Linked DNA regions of Homo sapiens: region 1 is linked to region 2. The links are chromatin loops, found by intact Hi-C in ENCODE. Cell type or tissue: IMR-90. All regions are shown on one strand. Each heading gives the region's core, and the rest is flanking DNA. Links, peaks and the distances in the headings are about the cores only. Region 1 overlaps CAMTA1 (calmodulin binding transcription activator 1). Region 2 overlaps PLEKHG5 (pleckstrin homology and RhoGEF domain containing G5).

What was found. Hi-C counts contacts between places; a loop is a spot of excess contacts. Peaks named below come from ENCODE experiments on the same cell type or tissue, not always from the same donor. Only the 100,000 strongest peaks of a DNase experiment are listed, where the experiment ranks them.
Region 1: a loop joins it to region 2, with 20 times the contacts of the local background. A loop is called at or near these places in 9 of 110 quality-filtered maps.

What each region holds. Positions count from the first base shown.
Region 1 is chr1:7,214,720-7,223,799 of GRCh38, forward strand. The region is part of intron 4 of CAMTA1 (calmodulin binding transcription activator 1); the gene reads left to right. It also overlaps the pseudogene RNU1-8P. Among named protein-coding and RNA genes, the nearest start is that of CAMTA1-IT1, 150 kb to the right of the region's middle. In IMR-90, for the core only: a CTCF peak has its summit at 3,717 (motif pointing left); DNase peaks (open chromatin) are centred at 3,682 and 5,452; H3K27ac peaks cover 274 bases.
Region 2 is chr1:6,482,270-6,490,835 of GRCh38, forward strand. The region is part of intron 1 of PLEKHG5 (pleckstrin homology and RhoGEF domain containing G5); the gene reads right to left. Among named protein-coding and RNA genes, the nearest start is that of PLEKHG5, 5.1 kb to the right of the region's middle. RefSeq lists silencers at 7,689-8,048, 8,459-8,548. In IMR-90, for the core only: CTCF peaks have their summits at 3,695, 4,388 (motif pointing right) and 7,775 (motif pointing left); DNase peaks (open chromatin) are centred at 4,392, 7,772 and 8,342; H3K4me3 peaks cover 1,232 bases; H3K27ac peaks cover 569 bases.

The DNA.
Region 1 (9,080 bases), core at 483-8,482, 730 kb after region 2:
GTGCTTTAGGTGTTAAGTTTAAGAACCCTTTGCCTAGTCCTAGTTCCCAAATTTTCTCCTATGTTTTAAGCCCATTGTCCCTTCCAAGTTAGTTTTTGCAGGTGTGGAGAAGACTTTGGTGGAGACTTTTTCTTTCTTTCTTTTTTTTTTTTTTGCCTGTGGATGTCTGATCACTCTAACACCAATTGTTGAAAAGGCTATCTTTCAACAAAGCTATCTTGAATTAATTTTGGCATTTCTGTCAAAAATCAGTTGGGTGTATTTGTGCAGGTCTCTTTCTGGGTTCTCTATTCTATTGGTTTATGTGTCAATTCCTTTGCTAATACCACACAGTCTTGATAACTGTAGCTATATAATAAGCCTTCATCTGTATCCTGACATTCTTATTTGGAATATTTGTGTTTTCTCATTCTTTGATGAAGTTTAGCTTGTGATTATCCTATTTTTTAAAAAAAAGACCCGAAATTTTGGTTAATTTGACCCACCTCATTTATTTCTACATCTAACTTTATTTTCCCCTTTCTTATGGTTTTGCTGTTGTTCTTCTTCTAGCTTTTTGAGCTTAGAATTTTAAAATTTTAATTTTTCATTTTTACTAAAATAATGAAAAAGGCTATGAATATTCAGTCCGACCACTGTTTTAAATATGTCTCATAAATTCTGGTATGTAGTTTTTTGTTTGTTTGTTTTCTGAGATGGAGTCTCACTCTGTCGCCCAGGCTGGAGCGCAGTGGCGCGATCTCAGCCCACTGCAACCTCCGCCTTCCAGGTTCAAGCGATTTTCCCACCTCAGCCTCTCGAGTAGCTGGGACTACAGGCACACACCACCACACCTGGCTAATTTTTGTATATTTAGTAGAGACGGGGTTTCACCATGTTGGCCAGGCTGGTCTCAAACTCCTGACTTCAGGTGATCCTCCCACCTTGGCCCCCCAAAGTGCTGGGATTACAGGTGTGAGCCACCGTGCCTTACCTGGTATGTAGTGTTTTCATGATCACATGTACATTTTTGGAATTTCTATTGCTTTAATTTTGAAAAGATTTTTAACATTATTTTCCAGTTTTATTAGACTGTGATCAGAAAATATTTCTTTGTAATATTTCTATTTTATGAAATGCATTGATTATCACCTAACACGTGACCAACTTTTGTGAATATTCTATGTGTACTTAAGGAGAAGGTATAGTAGATTCCCCATCTACTAATAGGTAATTCAAGGAAAAAGTATGAAGTATGACTGTATTAGTCTGCTCTCACATTGCTATGAAGAACTACCTGAGACTGGGTCATTTATAAAGACAAGAAGTTTAATTGACTCATGGTTCCACAGGCTTTACAGGAAGCATGGCTGGGGAGACCTCAGGAAACTTACAATCATGGCAGAAGGCGAAGGGGAAGCCCGCGTGTCCTGCGTGGCTGGAGCAGGAGGAAGAGGGTGAAGGGGGAGGTCCTGCACTCTTCCAAACAACCAGATCTCCTGAGAACTCACTCACTATCACAAAAACAGCAAGGGGGAAATCCTCCCCCATGATTCAGTCACCTCCCCCAGGCTCTTCCTCCAACACTGGGGATTACAGTTTGACATGAGATTTGGGTGGGGACACACATGCAAACCACATCAGTGACAAATTGATTTGTCAAGGAAATTGATTATATTGTTTAGGGCTTCTGTGTCCTTACTTATTTTTTGTCTATCTGGTTTCTCTTGTACTGACAGCGGTGTGGTAAACACACTATTCTTAGTGTTTTCATCTATATTTCCTACAGTTTCTTTCTTTCATTTTCCTTCCTTCCTTCCTTTCTTTCTTTCGTTCTTTCACAGAACTGTCGCCCAGGCTGCAGTGCAGTGTTGAGTTCTCGGCTCACTGCAATCCCCGCTTCCTGGGTTCAAGCAATCCTTGTGCCTCAGCCTCCCGAATGGCTGAGACTACAGGCAGGTACCACCACGCCTGGCTAATTTTTGTGTTTTTAGTAGAGATAGGGTTTTGTCATGTTGGCCAGGCTGGTCTTGAACTCCTGACTTCAAGTGATCCACCATTCTTGGCCTCCCAAATTGCTGGGTGTGAGCCATCAAACCTGGCCTATATTTCCTACAATTTCCTCTCCTGTAAAAGTGGTTGTAGTCTTGTTTGGTGCACTAATACTCATTATGGTTATATTTTTATTGTGGAATGTGATTTTTAGCATTAGAAGGTGTCATAATGTTGTTTCTTAAATTATACTTATTCTACTTTGATATCAAGATTGCAATACTTGTTTTGTTATTTCCATTTGCCTCATATGTCTTTGCCATCCTTTTAGTTTTAGGCTTTCTGAATCTCTTTGATATGGTTCGGCTCTGTGTCTCCACCCAAATCTCACCTTGAATTGTAACAATCCCCATGTGTCAAGGGTGGGACCAGGTGGAGAAAATTAAATCATGGGGACAGTTTCCCCCATACTGTTTTCATGATAGTGAGTCCTCACGAGATCTGATCGTTTTATAAGGGGCTTCTCCCCCTTTGCTCGGCACTTCTCTCTCCTGTCGCCATGTGAAGAAGGAAGTGTTTGCATCCTCTTCTGCCATGATTGTAAGTTTCCTGAGGCCTCTCCAACCATGTGGAACTGTGAGCCAGTTGAACCTCTTTCCTTTTATAAATTACCCAGTCTCGGGCAGTTCTTTATAGCAGTGTGAGAACAAACTAATACACTCTTTTTAAAAGTATGCCTCTTATATATAACATATAGTTGGATCTTTCTTTTTAAGCCAAATTGAAAATTTTTTTATTTTCATAAGTAAACCCATTCACTTTTATTTATATGTCCAATATGTATAATATCTTATATAATAAATGCAATGTGTATTATGTTCTACTTGCTGTACTTGTCTTTCTACATGATGCATTTTCTATACTCATTTAATTTCTTTTTATATATAAGAAATTCTCATTTTTAGTCTAATGGGTACCTTTGTACTCATTACCTTTAAAAATCCCTTTAGTCTCTTACTAACTTTTACCATTTGGTCTTTCAGTTGTTAATGGAGTCTCTTGACTCCTACCTGTTGCTTATACAAGCATCACTGAGCTTATTCTGGTTTTGTCTTTCCTTTTTTTGTTTCCTATCATTTTGTAGTTGACAAAACATATATAATCTATGTATGATTCTCTTAACCTTAGTTACACACTTAATTTAGGTCCATAATTAAATATATTAAATGTTCCCCATAAGTTCCTTTGCCAAAGAGTCCCTAGTCATCTCCTGGTTGGATGAAGTTAATTTTCTAGAAGATTCCTTCAGAGGCGCCTGTGGGTACATCACTCAATTCTCCCATATTTTAAACTCTTATTCTGTACCTCTGATTTTTGAGGGTCTGCTTCGCTAGATATAAAATCTTTGAGTTTTATGAAACTGCTGCTCCATCCTTGCCCCACCTTCTAAGTTGTTTTTGAGAAGGCTGACAACTGTCTCTGTTGCCCTTATAGTAAGTTATTTGATCTTTTCATTTACAAGCGTTGAGGATATTTTTCAAATGCATCGTTGAGGTTTTTAATTCAGTTTGTAGTGTTATGACACAGTTCCTCCCCCTCCACCTTATGGTTGGGATTTTGGGGTAAGTGTCGTATTCTCATTTTAGTTTTTTTTCTTTCATAGTCTTCTACAGATGAAGACCACTTACATCGCCACATTGAGTGGTTCGTGTGATTTTTAGTTCAAGAGCTCCCTCTTCTGTCAGTGCAGCGAAGTGCAGTTTCTTTATGACTGGTTTTTGGGGGAGGGGCGGGAGGAGTTGAGGGTCCTTGGATGTATCATTATTTTTTGTTTTGCAGAATCCTAAATGCCCACATCTGGCTTCTCCCTCCCTCCCCTGCACATTTGCCAATGCTGCCCCTGCCTACCTTTAAATCACTTCCTTCTAGTCCATATTCTGGTCTATCTGGATTCATTTTTGGTATTTTCTTCCCTGTAGGATGTACTTTCTCTTTCTTCAGGTAATTGTAATTTATTCCTAAACTCTCCATGCTCGACGTCTGCCTTCATTGGCTTTTGGACCCATCTTATCCTCTTGCTCTTTATAAAAGTTCTGGGTGGGAACTCAAGAATTTGTTAATTTGATGTTTATAGTGTCTCTTTTTTCCAGTCGTGTGAAAGGTGTGTGGGATTTGTGTGGTTGTTTTTGTTCTTCTTGTTGATCTGTGTAGTTTTCAGAGGATGCGTTGGGAGATTTGAGTTTTTGTGGCTATCATTACCTTGGCGACCTGGAAGTCCCTTACGTGGCATTTTAGGAGACGTGTGCAGTTATATCAATTTCAAGTACAATTGTAACTCAAGCCTGTTATGAACACCATCTTTTCATGTTAATTGTACCATAAAAGAATCTTGAGGATATCTTTAAAAGGTCTGCTCTCTTACGAAGGTGAAGTGTCTCCCCTGTAAGCTTGTTTACACCGGCATCTGTTCAGCCAGCCCTTTTTCATAGACACTTCAGCCAAATACTGGCGTGTTTTCCGTTTCTGTGTTTACGGTTGGACTCAACGAGCCTTTTACTATTGTGGCATATGGGAGGGAGCGTTGCCATTCTGCTGCCAGGGGTGAGTGTGATCTGGTGGCTGTTACATTGTGTATATGCGAGTAGGTCTCTATCAAGAAGGGACCCGCCATGCTTACCTGGCACGGGAGATATACCAGGATCCTGAAGGTGGTACTCCCAGGGTGAGGCTTATCCATTGTGCGCCAGATGTGTTGACCCTTGTGATTTCCCCAAATGTGGGAAACTCACTGCATCATTTGTGGTAGTGGGGGACTGTGTCTGTGCTCTCTCCTGACATTTGAATTTTTTCTTAAAAAAAAAAAAAAAAAAAAAAAAAAAAAAGGAGACACACCATCTTCCATGGACTGAATATCTGTGTTTCTCCAGAATCCATGTGCTGAAGCCTTAACCCCAGTGTGATAGTCTTTGGAGATGGGGTCTTTGGGAGGGAATTAGGTTTAGGTGAAGTTGTGAGGGTGGGGCCCCATGATAGGATTAGTGCCCTTATAAGAAGAGGAAGAGGGGCCTGGTGTGGTGGCTCACACTTGTAATCCCAGCATTTTGGGCAGCTGAGGCAGGAGGATTGCTTGAAGTCAGGAGTTTGAGACCAGCCTGGGCAACACAGGGAGACCCCATCTCTACCAAAACAAAGAAAAAAGAAGAGGAAGATACTAGAGCTCTCTCCCTGCTTTGTGAGGACACAGTGAGAAGGTGGCCGTCTGTAGGCCAGGAAGGGAGCCCTCACCAAGAATGGAACTGGCTGGCATCTTGATCTCAGACTTCCCGTCTCCAGACCTGTGAGACATAAATGTCTGCTGTTTAAGCCACCCAGCCTCTGGTACTTTGTTACGGAAGCCTGAGCTAACTCAGATGTCAGCCAACCATATTTTTACAGCATTCTCATACAAAGCCCGAAACCATAGTCAGATTCAGCGCTGCGTGGCTTAGGGAATGCGCCACGCCTGACTCATTGCAGGGGGTCAAGAATGTTTGTGAGATGAATACATGGAGTATCTTTGTTCTGGAAATAGACCACCTATGAATTATTATAGTAGAGAAATCCCAGGCCTCCTCGAAGGACAGGGAAAACCTGTAAAGTGTCTGTACTTTGGGCCCAGAGGAATAATGGAAAGAGGCCAGGCACGCTGGGAAATTTCCATTTACAAACCCGCCTTCTGCTGGGTTGAGTCTCGCCTGCTGTGGGCTCAGGGATCCTGGCCTGGCCTATTTTTTCTCTGGGTGGATACCCCATTCCCGGGAGCGTTCAGATCCCTGAAGACAGCTTCTGTCTCCTCCGAGACCACTGCTGAGTCTTGTCACCTGGTGTTCCCACAGTGCCACCCTGTCTTCTCTTGTTCTCTGTGGGTTCCAGAAAAAGGGACCACCTCGGCTCTGTGGCTTTGGATCTCTCCAGAGGAGGGTTAAGGCCTCAGATAGCTTCTCCAATGGGACACAGCCAACATCTGAGCTGCATTTTCAAAATGAGAGCCAATCTTAGGCTGAGTCGGACAGGGAGAAAGGAATTGTGCTCGGGCACCCAGGTGGCACCTGCTGTCCCCTGACCTGGCACCACGGGCCCAACTTTGGGTTTTAACTTCCCACGAGTGCCTGGACATGGAGAAGAAGTGGTGGAGAGGATGAGGACATATGGGGAGCGATCTCCAGGGTCACTGAGGTCCTGTCTCCTGCCTCCCGCTCCCTAGGGCCCTCCAGCTGGGCCCAGGAGGTCTCCCTCCCACCTGGTTGTCAGTCAGCTTCTGCTGTGCCCTCACGGGGAATTCCTCCTAGAGCCCACCAGGTGGGAGAGCCAGGGCAGCAAGCACCGAAGGCCGGCACGGCACCAGCACAGATGAATGGCCCGGCTTTCTCAGAACCCATCCCCTGGAACGCTGGAGGCAGTGCAGGAAGGGCCGGGTTCTATGAGAGGACCTTAGGCAGCAGGAATACTCCATGACAGCAGAGATGCTGGGGCCTTTTCCCCAGAGCCTTATTCTTTTTTTTTTTTTTAATCTTTAGACAGAACTCTCATTCACAGCATTTAGTTACTTGTTCATTCATTCATCATTCATTCACTCAAGCACTTGATGGGTATTGCACTCTCCTACCTTGTGCCAGAGACTGTGTGAGACTCGGAGAGTTGGTAACACACCCAGAGTCTTGCCTTCGGGGGCTTTCACGAGCAGAGCCATTGCTCCGGCTTTTGGGTTTCCATAGTGTGCATTAGCCTTTGAAGGCCTCCAGGAAGTCCCTCCAGAATCAGACCTGTTCCATTGTGTTCACTGAGAATTCTGCAAATTTCTTTGGTGATGGGACTTGATTCTTCTTTATATGGTACCAGGCAGACCAGTGAATGCGTCGTGAAACACCTCTCCAGGCCCGTGGAATGGGGTGGGGAACGCTGGGGTCTCAGTGTGAGCCTGGCCTTTGGATTCAGACAGTGCTGAATTACAGTCTCAGCCCTGCTTCTTGCTGGCTGTGGGGCTGGGGCCACATGAACCGGCTAAGCTTTGGCTTTCTCAGAAATAGTTTGGGGATAATGATTCCTGCCTAGTGGGAAGATTAAATAAGATAAAGGAATGGCAAAGTTTTATCCCATGGTCAGGGAGGATGGTGACTGCCTTGTGCCATGGGTGACCCCTGCCTTCCTTCAGAGGGCATGTGCACAAGCTGGTGCATACACACACACACACACACACATACACACACACACACACACACAGGCTTCCTGTAGTCCTCGGTTGCCTGGGAGGCAGCAGTGACTCTGCCTTCTAGAAGTCGTCTGAACTGTCTGCTTTCCAAACAGGGGCGACAGGACTGTGACTCGAGGTGATGGGTTGCTGAACTGCTCTGCTGCCAGACACATTTTGCTGGCTTCTCATAATGTCACTGAGATCTGGGAAATGGACCAAGCACGATTTCCAGCTAAATGAAACACTTTGGGGCCATCAGCTAAATAGATGATGCTTTTGAGAAAACCCCATGAGCATTGTGTCAGACAGGCCGTGGGACCCTGCAAGCCTGTCTTTTTCTGTGCTCGTCTGGGTGATGAGACATCGCCCGGGCTGGTTCCATGAGCACCTCTGGCTGTGAGGACCTGCGTCTTCTGTCTCAATGCACCTGCGGGGAGGCTGAGATTTGATCCTCATGGAACATTCAATCCTTTCTGCATCTCGCTGTCTTCCTGCCCTCCTCTTTCTCCCTTCCTCTTGCCTGACTGTTGACTACAAAATAGGATATTATTTAGGAACGTGTCCTTGCCTCCCTCCCTGGCTCTACATCACCCCATGACATAGTGGCTGTGCTCAGGCGGAGAGTGAGTTATGTTTCTGTGGGCAGGAGTGGGTCATGAGTCCTGAGTCCTCCCTAGACAGCCCCAGCCCTTTCTCTTTGTTCCAAGGGGCCCAGCCACCATATTGATTGTTTCATCCCTCTGCACTGCCCAGAGCTGCCTCCTGGAGCACGCTCTCTTCTTTCCTGATGGCAACGGTCCCACCTGATGGCAATGGTCCCTGGGCCAGAGGATGCCCATTGGTCTTCATGGAGAGAGCTTGGGTCAGGCCCACTTGGTCTCCAATCCTGGCTTCGCCGCGTGCCAGCTCTGCAGTGGTGCCAGCTTATCCTGCTAAGCCTAGCTTCCTCTTCTACGTGGGTATATCTGCCTCAGGTGCAGCTGTGAGGATCCGGGGTGATGCTCATGAGGTGCCCGGCACCCTGTGTGGCACAGAAATGACCAGAAAATACCAACTCACCCAATGCCAAGTCTTCACTGTCCTTAAGATCTCAAACCTTTTTTTCTTGATCTTCTTCCCTTGATGACCAACGCTCTTGTTCCTCTCGCCCTTGCGGGCCACCCCCTCATACATCTTTCCTTGGGCCACAACTTAGGCCTTTGCCTTGCCTTTACTTACCTGTTGATCCACCCACCCACCCACCCACCCACCCATCCAACCATTCATTTCTTGCTTCATTCATCCAGTGATGTACTGAATGTTTCCTACATGTGTATGTCAGGCTAGGGTGAGCAAAGCAGATTCAGTGTCTCCCTACCCTAAACTTAGTGCAGGAGAGGATAGAGACAATGGAACAGGTGCATGTGCGTGTGAGTATGTGTATGTGTGATTGTGTGCGTATGTGTGTGAGTGTATGCATGCGTGTGTGTATGTGTGTGTGAGTGTGTGATGGGAGGTAGGTGCTAACAGGGAGAGTCTTGAGAAATGGATACTAGGGTCACCTAACAGGGTCCTGAGGGGTCAGGAAAGCTTCATAGAGGAAGTGACTCTTACCTCCTTGAGCAGATATAAGCAACCTGAGGCCAGGGGTTGTGCTTTCTAGGGCCTCAGAACACCAGCATCGTCAACAGGTGAGTGCCTGCCATTTATATGAGGCCCTGGGTTTGCAAAGAGGGATGAATATGCAACATAAATAGTAATGCAAAGGGACAGTTAATAAATACTTGTCCGATGAATTCATGGATGCATGTGCCATTGCCAGGCTTATATTTGCTAAGCAATCTTCCCAGCATGTGTTAAATCTCTGACTCACCATGAATAAGGAGCTTAGAAGAGCTCA
Region 2 (8,566 bases), core at 567-8,566:
TCGCAAGGACAGAAATGTTACTCTGTCTGATTCAGCGCCTGACCTCCGGTCCCAGCTGCTCCATAAATCCTTGTTTCATTTATGAATTAAGGCAGGAGAGAGGCGCTGAAGAGTTTCTGGCTGGTGAAAGCCCGATGAGAGATTTCCGAGATAGGCGTGGTGAGGATAGCAGAGAAAGTGACAGGAGGGAGGAGGAGGCCGGGAAGAATCTGAGTGTGTTTTTAATGTGGTCGTCATGTGTCTGGAGCCACACTGGGGGCATTACATGTGTATCTCATCCCATAAGATAAGGGCTGTTATTGTCCCTGTTTCACACAAGAGGAAAGTAAAACTCAGAGAGGTGAAATGACTTGTCTAAGGTCACACAGCCAGTGGATCTAGGACTTGAAGCCACTGTGTGTGGGGCTCTGGATCCCAGATTATTATTTATTTATTTATGTATTTATTTATGTTTTTTGCGATAGAGTCTCGCTCTGTTGCCCAGGCTGGAGAGCAGTGGCATGATCTTGGCTCACTGCAACCTCCGCCTCCTGGGTTCAGACAATTCTCCTGTTTCAGCCTCCCAAGTAACTGGGACTACAAGCACACGCCACCACACCCAGGTAATTTTTGGATTTTGAGTAGAGACGGGGTTTCACCTTGTTGGTCAGGCTGGTCTTGAACACCTGCCCTCAGGTGATCCACCCACATCGGCCTCACCAAGTGCTGGGATTACAGGCGTGAGCCACGGCACCCAGACTGGATCCCAGATTTTAACCCACATTCACGCCCTCTCATGGGTGTCTTAGGAGCGAGAGGCTGGCCTCAGGTCAGCCGGGATTACGGGGACAGGAGGAAATCTATCTCAGTTTGATGCAAGCCCTGTTGGTTCTTGTGTCCCTCCGTGTCTCCATCTGACAGGAAAGGGAACAGGGCACAGGACTGGCAGTCGGCAGGTGGCACTCCAAGCAGGCCCACGTGCTCAGGGAGGGGCTGATCTGCATGGAGCTGGGCCCCAGGCAGGTGGCTGGGGACAGGATGACCCAGATTCCTGAAGGCAGCCTTGAGCACCAGGTGCCCCCACTTCTACACCCTTCAGGAGTGATCTTCAACTGTGCTTGTGGGGCTTGAAGTGAGGGTGATGGGATTGATCCCTCAACCCCTGCAGCTCTTTCTGGTTTCTGTCTTAATCTATCGTAAAACAAAGTGCAAAAACTCCAGCCCGGGCCACACAGTGAGATCCTGCCTCTACAAAAAACAAACAAAATTAGCCGGGTGTGGTGGCGCTCTCTTGTAGTCCCAGCTACTTGGGAGGCTGAGGTGGGAAGATTGCTGGAGCCCAGGAGGTTGAGGCTGCAGTGAGCCATGATCACATTGCTGCACTCCAGCCTGGGCGACACAGTGAGACCCCGTCTCAGAAAAAAATTTAAAAACTACAGAGACCACTAAGCTGTCCTCAGCCAGGGCTCTACCCACACCCTCACCCTGAATCCACAGCGCACTGCTGAGAGAAACATCAGGCTTTGCAGCTTCTGGGAGCCCAAGCTTCAGGTGTCTCCTCATGAGAATGATCTGGGGAAGGGCCCTGCCCCACCTTGTCCCCTCTTCCTGGGAGCCCCCCGTCTGCGGGCTCCGCAGCCCTCTGGCCCTCTGTGAACCCAGCCAGCATGGCAGAGGCTCCCAGCTCCAATCCCTTCCAGGCCTCCTGAGATTTCCTAGTGCCAGCTGGGGCGGCAGACCTGCCCATGACCCAAGCCCTGGTCTCACCGCAGGTAGGGGGTGACAAGGAAGGAGCCGTGCTAGGTCGGAGGAGTTCTGGGAGGGTCTCTGGGACCCTTCCAGTCCAAGTCTGACTCTGTGCCACCATCTTGTTTTTAAATCAATCCAATATACAGACAGCAGATTTGATACCCTGATTCGCTCCTTACGGAAGAGTCAGTATTCAACAAATACGGACTGAGCCCTATGACGCACCCCACCCTGGATCCCTTGAAAGCCTCGAGATCAGTTTCCCTGCTGTGATGGTCTGGGTGGCCACTACCATCACTGAGGCTGCTCGACTCCTCCAGCTGCTGCCAGGGGCTGGTGCCCAGGCCCGGCTGACCTCATCTGCTTCCCTCCTCTCAGCAGTCCCCAGGCTCAGGGGCACTGGGGGCACAGTGAGGCTCAGCCCCAGGATCTGAACCAGGTGGTTTCCGACTTCGTCGAGCAGATCTGGTTGACGATGAAGTTCTGGAAGCCCCCCGGGAGAACCATGAGCCCAACTGAGAAGCTGGGGTGGGCAGAGCTCCCTGGTGCAGTTTCTGCTCCCCGTTCTGCCTCACGTCCCACCCCCAAACCCCAGAGTCTCCCCAGCTCCCTCCAGAGGCAGGACTCCCCCAGCACTAGGGCGGAATGGCCCCTTCTTGAAGCCAGACTCCAGCCCCTTCTCTCAGACCCAACTGCCCCTCCCTCACCTGCCTGCCTGCCCACCATGTCCTGCCTCTGTCCTGCAGGAGGGACACCAGGGTCCGGGGGGGAATGTTCCCAGGTCTCAACCCAAGGGAGGAGAGAGCCCACCCATGGGAACAGCCAGCTCCCACCCCCTCTAACGCCAGGCAGCCAAAATAACAGAGGGGGGCCCTTTGGGGAATACACGCATGTGAGGATGGGGACAGAGAACCAGGCGTCCACCCTCACACAAGGGCTGGGGCCAGAGGCACAAGGAGAAACAGAGGCCTCTGGGGTAGGAGGAGGCTGTGGGCAGGGCCAGGGCAGAGGAAGGAAAGGAGAGGGGCGGCCCAGCATAGGGCCCGGGACCCACAGGTGTGTCCGGAGCTGGCCCCAGACACAAAGCGCCAAGAATTGGCGGGGACATCTCAGCCGGCGGGGACACACCCCGGAGTCCGAGGTCCCCGTCACCAGGGTGCAGCTGCCCAGGTAGGGGGCTCGGCCGCCATGGGCCGCATCCTTCCCCTGGGGGCCGCGGGGCCCATAGTCACGGGCACCCCCTCCCTGGCCTCCCGCACAGGACTGGGCGGCTGCAGGCGAGAACTGGGCACCCAGCCCCGTTCCCGCCCCGTCCCGGCCCCGTACCTGGCTATCACCGTCGCGGGCACGACCCCCGGCCCAGGAGGGCTCCGAGTCCCGGAGGGGCAGCCCCGGGCCCGGCCTGGAGGCTGCTAGGCGTCCGGAGACACCGGGTCCTGTCCCCATGGCGGCCGGAGGAAGCCGCGGTCTGCGCCGCCCGCCGGACAAAGCGCGGAGCCCCGCTTCCTGCCATTGTGCGGCCGCGCCCGCCCCCGCCGAGCGCGGGGACCCCGGGGAGGGCCGGGCCCGGAACAGCCCCCAGCCCCCCAGGAAGGCGGACACCTCCCTCCCGCCCGGGCCCTCGCCACCCAGCCCCGGGGATCCCCGCCTCCCCGCCCGGGAACCCCTACACCCCCGCCTCCGCCTGCCCGGGCGACCCCCCGCCTCCCCGCCTCTGCCCAGACCCGGGGACTCCACACCCCTACCTCTGCCCGGCCGGGGGACCCCCACAGCCCCGCCTCCGCCCAGTCCCCGGGACCCCCACCTTCCCACCTCTGCCTGGCCCGGGGTACCCCCACCTCTGCGCCTCTGCGCGGCCCCGGGCCCCTCTCTTCTCTGACTCCCTCCTCAACACCAATGCCGGGCTCAGAGGGCTCCTCAGAACTTGCTCTTTCTCCTGGGGAGCTCCTTGAATGCTGGAGGCAGGGGGCGCTGGTGACACCCCCCCCCACCTTGGAGACTGTGGAGCCCCTCCCCTGGGTGACTCGATCCCCGCCCAGCCCTGGGGGTGCCCACTCTGCTGTGGTCCCCACCTCACCCTCAGCGCCAACACGCACGGTCCCTCCCAGCCAGAAGGGTACCTTCCCTCCTCCCTTCCTCCTGGAGACCCCCACCCCCGCCTCGGAGCCTCAGCCCAGGGGACCCCTTCTTACTCCCAGCAAGGGAGCTCTTAGAATACAGGCACCAGAAGGGGGAGGCCAGGATGGGGCACACTCCCCTCAGGGTCCTTGGTCCGGCTCTCCATCTAGCCCCAGGGACACCCCTCTCTGCTCCAACACCAGCTTTGAGCCCCAGTCACACACCCACCCCAACCTCACAACCAGCTCTCATCTCAGCCCCTCCCATCAACCTGGAGACCCCTGCCCGAGAGCCTGAGCCCCAGGGACACCCCCTCACACCGACTGCTCACTGCCCAGGTACGGCAGAGGCCGAGAGCCAAAGGCCGGTGGCCTCTGGAAAGGGCCGTGGGCAGAAGGCGGGCTGCTCTGAGAGGCTATCCTTGGCAGCCCCCAGGAGCTGGGTGAGGTGGAGGCATCAGGAAACCCTGGCGACCCACATGGCACAGCAGCCCAGGTCCCTGCAGTTCTAGGCCAGGTCCCCACCGCCAGGGGGCACTCAGCAAAGCCTGAGAGGACGCAAACGCCCAGACTCTGGTGCTGGAGTCACCACTACACGGCTGTCAAAGCGCTTTTACACTGATTCCCAGGAAGGCAGGGCAGGCACCATTAGCCCCATTCACGGCGTGGGGGATAAAGTGACATAAAGAGACAAAAGTCTACAGGCAAGACTGAAACTCAGACTGTGGCTCTGGGATTCTGGGATGGCCTCCTTGGGACACTCCTCAGAACCCATGGGGGTGAGGTGGCCATGCTGTCTGTCATCAGCCCACCCACCCCTAATTGCTCCTCCTCCACCTGGTTCCATGGGGAAAGAGGGTGGGAAGGGGGCCAGGGTCCGTGAGATGGCTTTGGGAGGGCAGCAGCGTTTTATTAGAGGCTGGGAGACTTCCAGGGCTGTCTCCACTCCCAAAGCCCAGGTCACCCACTGTCTACACCACAGGCAGAGTTGTGTTTTTGTTTTTTGTTTGTTTGTTTTTGAGACGGAATCTTGCTCTGTCACTCACGTTGGAGTGCAGTGGCATGATCCCAGCTCACTACGACCTCCACCTCCCAGGTTCAAGTGATTCTTCTGCCTCAGCCTCCCCAGTAGCTGGGATTACAGGCGCCCGCCACTACACCCAGCTACTTTTTGTATTTTAGTAGAGATGGGGTTTCGCCATGTTGACCAGGCTGGTCACTAACTCCTGATCTCAAGTGATCCACCCCCACCTTGGCCTCCCAAAGTGCTGAGATTACAGGCATGAGCCACCACACCCGGCCAACAGGCAGAGTTTTGAAAACTAAAACTTCCCATCTTGCTTATAGTGAAATCCCACCATGGCCGGGCTCCCGCCTCCCTCCCAGCTGGTCCGCACAGGGTCCACCTGCCGGTCTTCCTTCTCTCCCTACAGCTCGCCAAGCTCAGGGCCTTCTCCTCTGTATTTTCTGTCTGGAATTCCACGCACCCTATCTTGAAACAGCTGACACCGGGCCCCAACTTAAATGTTACCTCTAAGACGTCCTTTTCCCTCATCTTAAAATAAACCACCCTTACCCTCCCACTCTCAATTCCTTTAAGTTAAATTATTTCCTTCTTAGTGTTTATTACTACCTGTAATTCATTTCTTTGTTCACTTTTTTATCATCATTCTTCCCTACCAGACTGTCCTCTCCAGAAGCCAGCGCCTTGGCCGTCTGCATCTCACTGTGTCCTCGGCACTTAGAACAGTCCTGGTGCACAGTAGGTGCGCTTGGTGGGGATGAGATCAGTGAACAGATGAAGGCAGAAGGGCCTTCATGCCACAGAAGGACATGGGGACAGGAAAGGGCTCGGCCAGGATATCCCTTCCTGTGGCCGACAGTCAACAGAGCCTTCCCCACTGCCAGACCGAAGGTCTCTTCCTCCTCCTAGTATCCATGACCTTGGGCCTGCTGGCCCTGGGCAGGTGAGTTCCTACTTCAAATCGGGTGGTCTTGCCCCAGACCTCCACCCCCATACTGTCCTGTAGGCAGATAACTGCATTTCACTGAGCATTCCATGTGCCACCCCATCGTGGGAGTTCCAGGCAGTGAATCCCATTCGCTCTTCTCAAAGACTCTTAGGAGGAGATACTGTTACAATCCCCATTTAACAGATAGAGAAACTAAGGCCTGTGTCAACTGACTTGCCCCAAAGTCACCAGCTGCTGCTACGTAGGGAAATGGGTGCCTCAGGCACAGGGCAGGCGTGGGGCCTGAAGACAGCTGAATGTTGGTTTGGGCAACAGGGCCCTGGAGATTGCCTTCCTGAAGACACGGCAGATCCCAAAGCCAGCTTGTGGGGAGCCCACCGGTGTGGGGTAACCAGGTTGCATCAAGTGGAGACCACCAGGGCTGGGTCAGGGCGGATCACCAGAGGTCACCTGAGTGCCTGGGCCCTGGCCATCCCTGAGTGAGGCTGCTGCCTGGGTACTCAGCAAGGGTGGGGGACTGTTCCTTAGGGGCAAGAGTGCAGAGCAGAAAGGAGCCCCCAGCCCCTGTACCAGGGCAGTGGGGTGGGCCTGGGCAGGCTCCTGCATTCCCACCTCCTCTCCACAGCAGGGAGCTGAAACAGCTCAGGGGCAGGCCCAAGAAGTCCTGGCCCCCAACTCCCTGGGGAGGGAGCCCCTCCCCAGCCCAGCCCCAGCTCCAGGCTTGTGAGTCAGGGCCGGCTTGTTGAAACTGATACCCAGAAACCAGATGCGGAGGCTGATGAATAATGGAGTCTCCAAGGCAGGACCCCCGCACCCGGCTGTTCTCCCTCAGTATCACCTCCCCCAGCCCCAGAAAAGCAGATGGGAAACCAGGGATCCCCCAGGCATCCCTGCCCCACAACGAGCTGGGGCCCCAGCCTGGTCTGGGTGGGAGAGGGACTTCCCTGTCCAGGAAAGGACGCAGGTCTGGGGCCAGCTCCAGGCTCTGCCGACAGCAGACGGGCCTGGAACCAGGAGTCCGAGCTCTCTGGCTGGAGGGATGTCCTTGCCAGGAATTCCCACCAAGGCTAAGCTCCCCTGGGAGCCTGCTAGTCCCAAGGCCCCACCCAACACCTTAGAAATCCAGGGGTGGAGACTGCATGCATGGGCAGGCCAGCCAGGGCGGGGTGGCTTTGCCAGGCGGCTCTCTACGCTCCACCCGGCCTACCCACCCTCCTTTCCCCTAGGCCCAGGCCTCACCCATCACCCCTTGGGTTCTGAGGCTCACCTGGAGTCAGAGCCTGACCTAAGGCCCTGCCCTGTGCCGGGCAGATGGCAGGGACACAGAAAACCTCTCCCCAGGCTAAGCCCACCGCACGGGCCCTGGAAGCCAGGAAGGCCCCTTCCTCCCCAGGGAGCGGTCCTGGCTAGTATGCCCAAGGCTGGGACCCAGTGCTAGAGAAAGAGGGAGGGGCTGCAGTCTGTGAACATCCCCTCCTGCCCAGCCTCTGCAGTTCCCAGCCCCAGACCCCAGCGTGTGTCTTCGGAGCACCTGGACTAGCAAGCCCTTCCCCGGTGCAACTTAGAAGCCTCCTTGGTAGGGAGCGGGGGAAAGAGGGCACCTGCCTGGGCTTCAGAAGACCTGGTCTGGAGCCTACGTTCCCCCACCCTTCCCCTACTGGGCCTCAATTTGCCCACCTGTGCCAAGAGGGCATAGAATTCAGTATCTGGGGATGGCTGCCAGGTCCTAGTGTGTGCCCGGACCCCGGCTAAAGGGCAGGAGAATGGTAAAATACCCCCGAGCTCCCTCAACTTGAGGAGTTACTAAGGAATCTGCAGGGGACCTCTTGGCCTCCATTTCCCAGACTTCCACCAAGGCAGGCCAGGGCCTCCCCGGATTCACGGGTCTCCCGCATCCCCCACCCCTAAGTGGGTGCCTGGGTCTGCTCAGACTGCCCGAGGCGCAGCCTCTGGCGCCCCCTGCCGGCCTCGAGAGGGCTTTTCCGCCTGGGACCGACTCCGGGACTGGCCAGATGGGGAGGATCGGCTGAGCCTCCCAGCCACGCCGCGCGCCCGGGCCCCTCCAGGATCCCCCTGCCCCGCCAATACCCCCCATACCGGGGCCAGGGTCCCATAGACTCCTCACGGCCCTATCTCCGAGCCGACCCACCCTAGAGACACTGTGATGGGGGCGGGAGCTTGAACCCATTCCACCCTCACGTAAATGGAGATACAGCTGGTGAGGACCCTGTACCCACCCACAGGCCTGGCACTACGTGGGAATCTCGAATCCGGGTTCTGTCCATCGGTTTAGGGGGGTCCTGGCGCCTAGTCCCACCCCCCGTCCGGAGCGCAGCTCCCACTTCCCCGCGACTCACCTAGGAACAGGACCAGGGTCTCCTCCCCGGTGTCTAAGGCTCTAAGGCTCGGGCCGAGACTGCCAAAGCCTCATGGGGCGCGCGGGGAGAGGGGGACGGGAGCCGCGGGACGGGCTCAGTCGACTCAGCGCAAACTGGGGCGCGGGACGTAGGGGAATTACGGTAGCCGCGCGGGCGCTACCACCTGGACCGGCCGGGATGTACCAACGGCGCCGCCCGGCTGGGACCGGGGAGAGGAGGGGTCCCAGGAAGGGCCCCGCGCCGGAGCCAGGGAGGTGGCTGGAGGCCGGGCGGTGGCTTGGGGTAATCCAGGATCCGGGCTCAGGGGAGGGGGTGGGGGGCGTCACTGTCCCCGAGGGGCCAGCCCTTTGCAGATCTCCAAAAAGTTCAA